3 separate regions of the Homo sapiens genome follow, and all the other regions are linked to region 1. Evidence: chromatin loops called from intact Hi-C (ENCODE). Cell type or tissue: PC-3. All regions are shown on one strand. Region 1 overlaps LINC02366 (long intergenic non-protein coding RNA 2366). Region 2 overlaps PRH1-PRR4 (PRH1-PRR4 readthrough). Region 3 overlaps LOC107987435 (a long non-coding RNA gene).

Evidence for each region. Hi-C counts contacts between places; a loop is a spot of excess contacts. Peaks named below come from ENCODE experiments on the same cell type or tissue, not always from the same donor. Only the 100,000 strongest peaks of a DNase experiment are listed, where the experiment ranks them.
Region 2: it touches region 1 in a loop (11-fold over the local background); 3 of 110 quality-filtered maps call a loop at or near these places.
Region 3: it touches region 1 in a loop (9-fold over the local background); 7 of 110 quality-filtered maps call a loop at or near these places.

What each region holds. Positions count from the first base shown.
Region 1 is chr12:10,770,236-10,772,735 of GRCh38, forward strand. All of the region lies in intron 2 of LINC02366 (long intergenic non-protein coding RNA 2366), which reads left to right. It also overlaps the pseudogene HSPE1P12. Among named protein-coding and RNA genes, the nearest start is that of LINC02366, 21 kb to the left of the region's middle. In PC-3, a CTCF peak has its summit at 1,105; no DNase peak of the experiment used is centred here; H3K27me3 peaks cover 1,372 bases.
Region 2 is chr12:10,900,579-10,903,078 of GRCh38, forward strand. All of the region lies in intron 4 of PRH1-PRR4 (PRH1-PRR4 readthrough), which reads right to left. It also overlaps a transcript of PRH1 not described here. Among named protein-coding and RNA genes, the nearest start is that of TAS2R13, 7.7 kb to the right of the region's middle. RefSeq lists an enhancer at 872-1,166. In PC-3, a CTCF peak has its summit at 1,104 (motif pointing left); no DNase peak of the experiment used is centred here.
Region 3 is chr12:11,227,034-11,229,533 of GRCh38, forward strand. The region is part of intron 1 of LOC107987435 (a long non-coding RNA gene); the gene reads left to right. Among named protein-coding and RNA genes, the nearest start is that of TAS2R42, 41 kb to the left of the region's middle. In PC-3, a CTCF peak has its summit at 1,419; a DNase peak (open chromatin) is centred at 1,438.

The DNA of each region.
Region 1 (2,500 bases):
ATGACCAAGGGAGTCAGTCTCTCTTTGCAGTACTGTATGAGAGCAGAGTAAAAGTCGGCGATAGAGGGCTCATGGCAGGACAAGTGTTTAGAAAGTTACTTCCACTCTTTGACTAAGTATTGGTTGAAAGGTGTGCCGCCAAAACTGTAACCAAAGGAGCCATTATGCTTCTGGAAAAATCTCAAGGAAAAGTATTGGCAGCCACAGTAGTAGCTGTTGGATCAGGCTCTAAAGGAAAGGGTGGAGAGATTCAACCAGTTCGTGTGAACGTTAGAGATAATGTTCTTCTTCCAGAATATGGAGGCACCAAAGTAGATGACAAGGATTAGTTCTCATTTAGAGATGGTGACATTCTTGGGAAGTATGTAGACTGAAATAAATCCTGTTGAAATAGCATCGACACGAAGCTTCCCATTCCACTGAAGTTCTGAAATCTTTCATCATGTAAATAATTTATATATCTCTCTTTTACACTAAGCTAATGATAAATAATGACACAAATAATAATGACTAAGTTATTTGAATCAAATAAAAAGAGATTAAAAGGAGCCAGATGAAATGAACAAGAATGGAGTATACTTGATTGAATTATTTTTTCATAGTTATGTTTGCACTATTATATGTCACGCTATTGCAATGAACATTAAAAGAGTAGTGCTTGGAATAAGATTAATAGTAACTATTGTACATTTATCATTTGAACCTCTCCATGCTTATGGATTTTGTTATTTTAAAAAGTACCATTTTTCACATACAAATAATATAAAACATAATTTAAAATTGAAATATTTACAAGTCAACCTCAGGTGTCATTACAAAGTTTTCAGCTAAATTTTAAAATCATGTTTTTAGTTTTAAGAACCTATTTTTTTCATTCTTGTTAGTTTATCTAATATTCCTTTTTGTAACTTACATTCTATATTTGGTCTTATATGTTTTCAATGTTATATATTACTTAAAAATAAACTTAAAGTAGGAAGCCACATTATGAACAAAATAAAAGGACCATGAAAATGGTTGCAATTGATATCTAGAAATAGGATGATGTATAAAGTGGGTTGCATCAAAGCTATACTTACATTTACCACAGGGTGACACCCTAGCATCATTAATGAAAATAAAACTCGAATACATACAGAAGCATAATCACAATATGATGAAAACTAGCTCAAATTATTACAAGTTCTTTCTTTCAAGGAAATCATCATGAGGAACCAGGGTTTAAGCATTATGCTTAGTATTTTATAAGTTTAATTTTCCCTGACTCTAGTTACCTCTAGATTTTAGATAATTCTAAAAAATTATCTTAAATAATTCTAAATAATTATCCAGAATGATTCTATGTAATTAGAGAAAACTAGATAATTCTAACATCTAATTGTACTTCTTCTCTTGGCATCTGCCCTTTCCTCCTAGTCATATCTTCTTTTATTTAAAGAGAAAAATGAATCCTACCTAATCCTCAAGCCAGTTATGTATCAGCTCACTCAGTTCTTGAAAAATAATCCTTGATTTGTAGAATCCACTTTCTAATTACTCTCCAATCAACAGGAGTTTTGTCTCCAATGCCATCTTTCTATTAAAACTAGCTTTCAAAGTTTCAATGAGCTCAATGAGTATCAAAATGAGCTTGCATTTGACACTAACTGCTGTTCATCCTCCTCCTTCGGAAACTCTCTTCTAGTAAGGTTTGATGGCATTAGCCTCTTCTAAATTTGTTGTTATCTGTTAGGTTGTTGCTATTCTATTTTATTAGTTCTTCTTCCTTAGCCTCTTCCTTATATGGTTGCATCCTCCAGAATTTTGCCACCAAAAGATCTGTCAGCCAGTCAGTTTTCTGTAGAGTAGCCCAGAGACTATTTTCTCAATCCTTTCCTTCGAGTTTAAGAAACACAATGCAGCCAGTATTGATTTCATAAGGTGGTGGGTTTTGGGGCATGCACATCTTTTTCTTGAGTTTCCATCCAAGATTTAAGGTTTTAGTTCCTGATGCTGAGAACACTCAAGGCAGATGGCAGGCGGCTTCCCCTCTGAATCCTTTTCAGGCTCATCCTTCTATCTTTTCAACTTATCCACTGCCACCACTTGTCTCTTCTTGCATTGATTCTGACGAGTGGTTCTACTGCTGGGCTCTACTGTTGGGTAGGGAGAAAAAAGCGGTCTTGGATCCTGCATGTGAAGGTGGAGAGGAAAATAACTCCAAGTGTTGTATTGTGTTAGGTCAGATTCTTCAGAAGCCAATCCTTAAATGGGACTGCTTTTAAGAATATTTATTGAGAGCTCTCTCCGAGAGGGGATTTAGGAAGCAGGGTAGATAAGGAATAAAGCTAAGCAAAATGTGGTCTCACGCGCAGACTAGCTTAGTCTAACCCCACAGAGAAAAGTCTGGAACACCTATTGCTCCATAGAGTTAGTCTCACTTGAGGCAGGGAGGCCAGACTTTTATACCTTCATGTCAGAGAGCCACTGCTAAGGGTAGTTACCTGGAGAATGGGGTAGC
Region 2 (2,500 bases), 130 kb after region 1:
GAGGGGAGCTGCTACAGCCAGTTTATCCTATGTGATGAGACTTGCAACCAGGCAGCTTAGCTACTTGGAACTAGTCTGTGTGTGTCATTGCTGGGTACCCCACCCTGTTCCCCTGTGATTGTGGTGCAGCAGACTCTCCTCCACTCTACCTCTAGGCAGAAATCTGGGCATTTGGATCACTCATTCACCTGGTTCAGCAGCTTCATCTGCTCCACCCTTCTTGTGCAGAGATCCTAGAATAGGGAGGCCCTCTCTGCTTCATGCCTAGGCAGATCCCAGGATTTTGGAGCACCTGCTAGCAAGGTTCAGCACCCTGAACCACCTAACCTTCCTTGACGTAGGTCATGGTGCAATGGGGCCCTCTCTGCTCCACAGCCAGGCAGAACTCTAGATATCTGAAGCACCCATTCACCTGGCTCAGCAGCCTATCCTCCCCTACCCTTCCTGTGCAGAGATTTTGATGCAGGGAGGTCCTCTCTGCTGCATACCCTAGCATTCAAAGCACCTGCTCACACAGACTGGCAACCTGTGCTGCCTCACCCTTCCCGTTCACAGATCCATGTACTGGGCTGATCCTCTCTGTTTTATGCCCAGGCAAATATCCAAGCATTAAGAGCACCTGCCTGCCTAGTTAAGAAGCCTGAGTCACCCCATTTACCCTGTGCAGAAATCTTGGTTGGTGGGGGTGGGTTCTGCTCCACAAGCAGGCAGATTTCCAGGTATTCAGAGCCCCCACTCTCCTGGATTAAGAGTTTAGGCCAATCTCTCCAATATCCCTGTGCAAAGAACTTGGAGCCGAGGGGGTTACCTAGCTCCACCCCTAGACAGAACTCTGGTCACTTGGTAGCCACTCAGTAGATTCTCCCTCAGTGTTGGTGCTTGTGTCTGCCATTGGAAGACCTATAGGTGGACCTGCCTTGTCTGGCCCCACCCACCTTGCTCCCCACAACCCCCAAGGCTGAGCAGGGAGTTCACACCACTGTGTACTCCATGAGTCAGACCATTATCTGCAGCAACAGAGAGTTTCTTCCAGTAAACAAGGATCAAATATATAACCATCACATTGTCCAAAACTGGCTCTTACCTATAAGTGCCATCTACTGGCTTGTAGGTTGAACCGCACAGTCTAATATAAAACCTGCAACCTGTAAGTGCATAAGGCTATAGAAGCTGGGCAAAAGACCTACCCAGAATTCTCTAAAGTCATACCTCCTAAGGAGGGAGGGGGAATGGAAAGGGAAAGAAAAAAGAACAATAATATTATAGGGAAATAAAGAAAAAAATCCTACCTTATGGAAATAATTACAAAAATTAGAAGTGCCAGTATTGCCAGAGGAGGAGGAAAGAGAACAAGAATTCTACCACCATAAAAAAAGTGAATGTAATGAAATCAACACCATCAAAGGAGCACAGTACCTCTCCAGCAATGGTCCCTAACCAAAACAAAAGCTCAGATATGACAGATAAAAAATTCAAAGTATAGATTGCAAGGAAGCTCAATGAGATGCAAGACAAGGCTGAAAATGAATACAGAGAGATTTCTAAAGCAATCCAGGAAATGAAGGAAGACATAAACATCTTACAAAGAAATCAATCAGAGCTTCTGGAATTGAGAAACTTACTTAAGGAATTATAAAGTACAATTGAATTCATATAAAGTACAATCTCTCATAGACTGGACCAAGCAGAAGAGTTTCAGACCTTGAAAACTGGTCTTTTGAACTAACCCAGAAAAAAAAATTAAAAATAATTTAAAAATATGAATACAGTCTTAGAGCAATATGGGATTATGTGAAGCAACCAAACTCATAAACTGCTGGCATTCCTGAGAAAGAAGGAGAAATAGTTAATAACCTGGAAAACATATTTGAGGAAATAATTTAAGAAAATTTCCCTAATCTTGCTAGAGAGGTAGACATACAGATACAAGAAATCAAGAGGACACCTGACTGATGCTATAGGAAATGAACATCACCAAAGCATATAGTCGCCAGACTATCCAAGGTCTACACTAAAGAAAAAAATCTTAAAGGCAGCTAGAGAAAAAGATCAGATCACATACAAAGGGAACCCCATAAGGCCAAGTATATAGCTCAGCAGAAACCTTACAAGCCAGGAGAGATTGGAGGCCTACTTTCAGCATTCTTAAAGGAAAGAAAATTTTCCAACCAATAATTGTATATTCCATCAAACTAACCTTTATAACTGAAGGAGAAATAAAATCTTTTATAGACAAGCAAAGGGTAAAGGAATTTATTACCACTGGACCAGTCTTACAAGAGATCCTTAAGGGAGTTCTAAACATGAAAATCTGCTACCAAAATAGCACACCTAAGCACATAGCCCAAGACCCTATAAAGAAACCACACAATAGAAACTACAAAGCACCCAGCTAACAACTTCAAAATAGAATCAAAACCTCACATAGCAATATTAGCCTTGAATGTAAATGGTCTAAATACCCTCACTTAAAAGTCACAGAGTGACAAATTCAATAAAA
Region 3 (2,500 bases), 460 kb after region 1:
CCTCCAAATACTATTGTCCTGTGACAGAAAAAGGGGCTACCAAACAGTCAGAATATCCATTTTATTGCAACGAATCCTCCAGATTTAGAAAGTTCAAATTTACGGAATTTGACAAAATAGCCCCTACTTGTTTCATAAAATGTGTGCTGCTCTCTTATTGAGAGAAGTTCAACACTGTTTCTTGCAGAAGAAATATGTCAAAATTTGTGTTTTGCAATGAGCACTTTTTCCCACCAGGATCATTCTGGTTCCAAATCAAAAAAGTCCAACTAAAATTAGTTTTTAAGTGAAAAAGAAAAATTGATAATGCAAATAACTTGGACTTCAAACATGACAAGATCCAATGGCTCCAACATGTTATCAAAAAGCTTTGATCAGTCTCTCAACTCTCTCCATCCAGCTGCCACGTGACTGCCGGCAACCCCGTATTTCATTGCCTCATCTTAGCAGTTTATTCATACAGCAAACACTTGGTGACACTGACTAGACCTGCTTTAATCACATGGCATTCCTCAACCATCGCTATGGTAAAAAGCTGGCTGCTGTGATGGGCACACATTGAATCACATGCCAACCCCATGGCCTGAGGTTTGGGCAACTATGATCAGAAGTTCTAATGAGACCACAAGGACTGAAGTAGTTTCCCCAAGAAAGGGAGGCTGGGCAGGCTGGCCAATAATCCAACACCTCTCCTATGGCTTCAGCACTGATCATCATCCCCTACACTCTTTTCTTTTCCTCTTTTTATGTTACTTTGTTCAATTATGTTTACGGCAGGGGTTCTAAAAGCTTGTGCTTATGCTCTCATCTCTCCTGGAACTTCCTTGCCTCAAATATTTCTGACTGTCTGATCACATCTACAAGTTCCCCATAACACAAGATGCGACTGATCTAAGAACATGAATATATTTGAAGTTTTATGGGTTTTCCTACTTCTTTATTATACACCTTGGATTTTAAGGTTGTTTTTCTCTACACACCACAAATGATCTCCTCTTGATGGAGAATATTAGTAGTGGAATGAACTGGGAAGATCCATATCCCTTCATTTATTAAAAGAAATTTTAAAAATATCTTTCTGGGTTATCAGAGATAACAACCCCCACAACAAATTACCTCCTGCATATCAGATACAATAATATCTGCCAGGCTGAGGAAATAGGTATGTTTTCCTTACCACAAGAGTTGTTTCTTTGAGTTTCTTGCAAGAGTTGTTGTTTTGGAAGGGGCAAGGTATTAACAGGAGGTGATTTGGTTATTTGTTGCTGTGCCACAAACTACCCCAAATTTAGCACCTTAAAATAATAAACACCTGTTACTTCACCATTTGTGTGGGTTAAGCATTCAGGAGCAGCTTAGCTGGGAGGCCCTGACTTATGGTCTCTCATGAAGTTGTGGTGGAGCTGTCAGCTAGAGCTGCAGTGACCTCAAGGCTCAGCAGGGGGAGATATATTCCCATGCTCATTCATAGTTGCTGGTGTCGGTCCTCAGTTCCTCGCTGTATAGACATAGGCTAAGTGTTCTCACAACGTGGTAAATGGGTTCACTCTCCCTAAGTTTCCCTATGACATGGCAACTGGATCCCCCACAGCAAGCTGTGATTCAAGAGAGGGCAAAAGAGTCCACCCACAATGGAAATCCCAGTCTTTTTGTGACCTAATATCAGAGATGACATCTCATCACTTCGGCCATATTCTATGCAGTTGAAGCAAGTGCAGCCCATCATTCAAAGCCCCAGTAATGAAGCTCCTCTGCTTGAGGGGAGGAATACCAAATAATTTGTAGTCATATCTTTAAAATCATTACAGGAGCACTGGCTCTCCGCATCAGAAATTATGCTATGTGTCTGATAAAAATTAATACTTGCCTTGGCAGCATTATTTGCATACTATATTTTTTTAAGTGGGGATTTAGCTACAGTGAACCTTGAAAGGGATACTGAATGCCATGTGGTACTCACATTCATGGAACTGGGCCTTATATCTCCATCTTTGGAATGCAGCTGCTACCTGGAAGATCTTTCTGTGCTAGCAGCTTAAGCTGGAGGAGCTCCAGTGCACAAATCATAACAAGAGCCTGAGTGTAGAACTAATATCTATGAGGAGAGATGGGTTTCCCCAAGGGGAAAGAGTGAAGAACACATGATGAAGGGAAATGTGGGTAAAGTCCATGACGTTGAGGAGAAAAAATGCAGTGTTCTTTTAGGACACCTCCTTTTCAAAGACCTAAGACTTCCCACTACATTAAAGTTATCATCTTTATACTTCCCATGTACATCACTGTCCTTTAGAAAGACTTTCTGATTTAAATAACTACATGTTCCCTCCCAATAATCTATTTATGTGATCTTTAACAGAGTGGGGACACAGTAGATATTCAGGGGAGAAGCAGTAAATATACCACATTATGCTGCAAGGACTCTGGTGTGAACAGAGCCCAAAATGGAAATATGATAGATTGTTGAAAGTGGAGAAAAGACATTAAAATGAGTGGAGAAGAA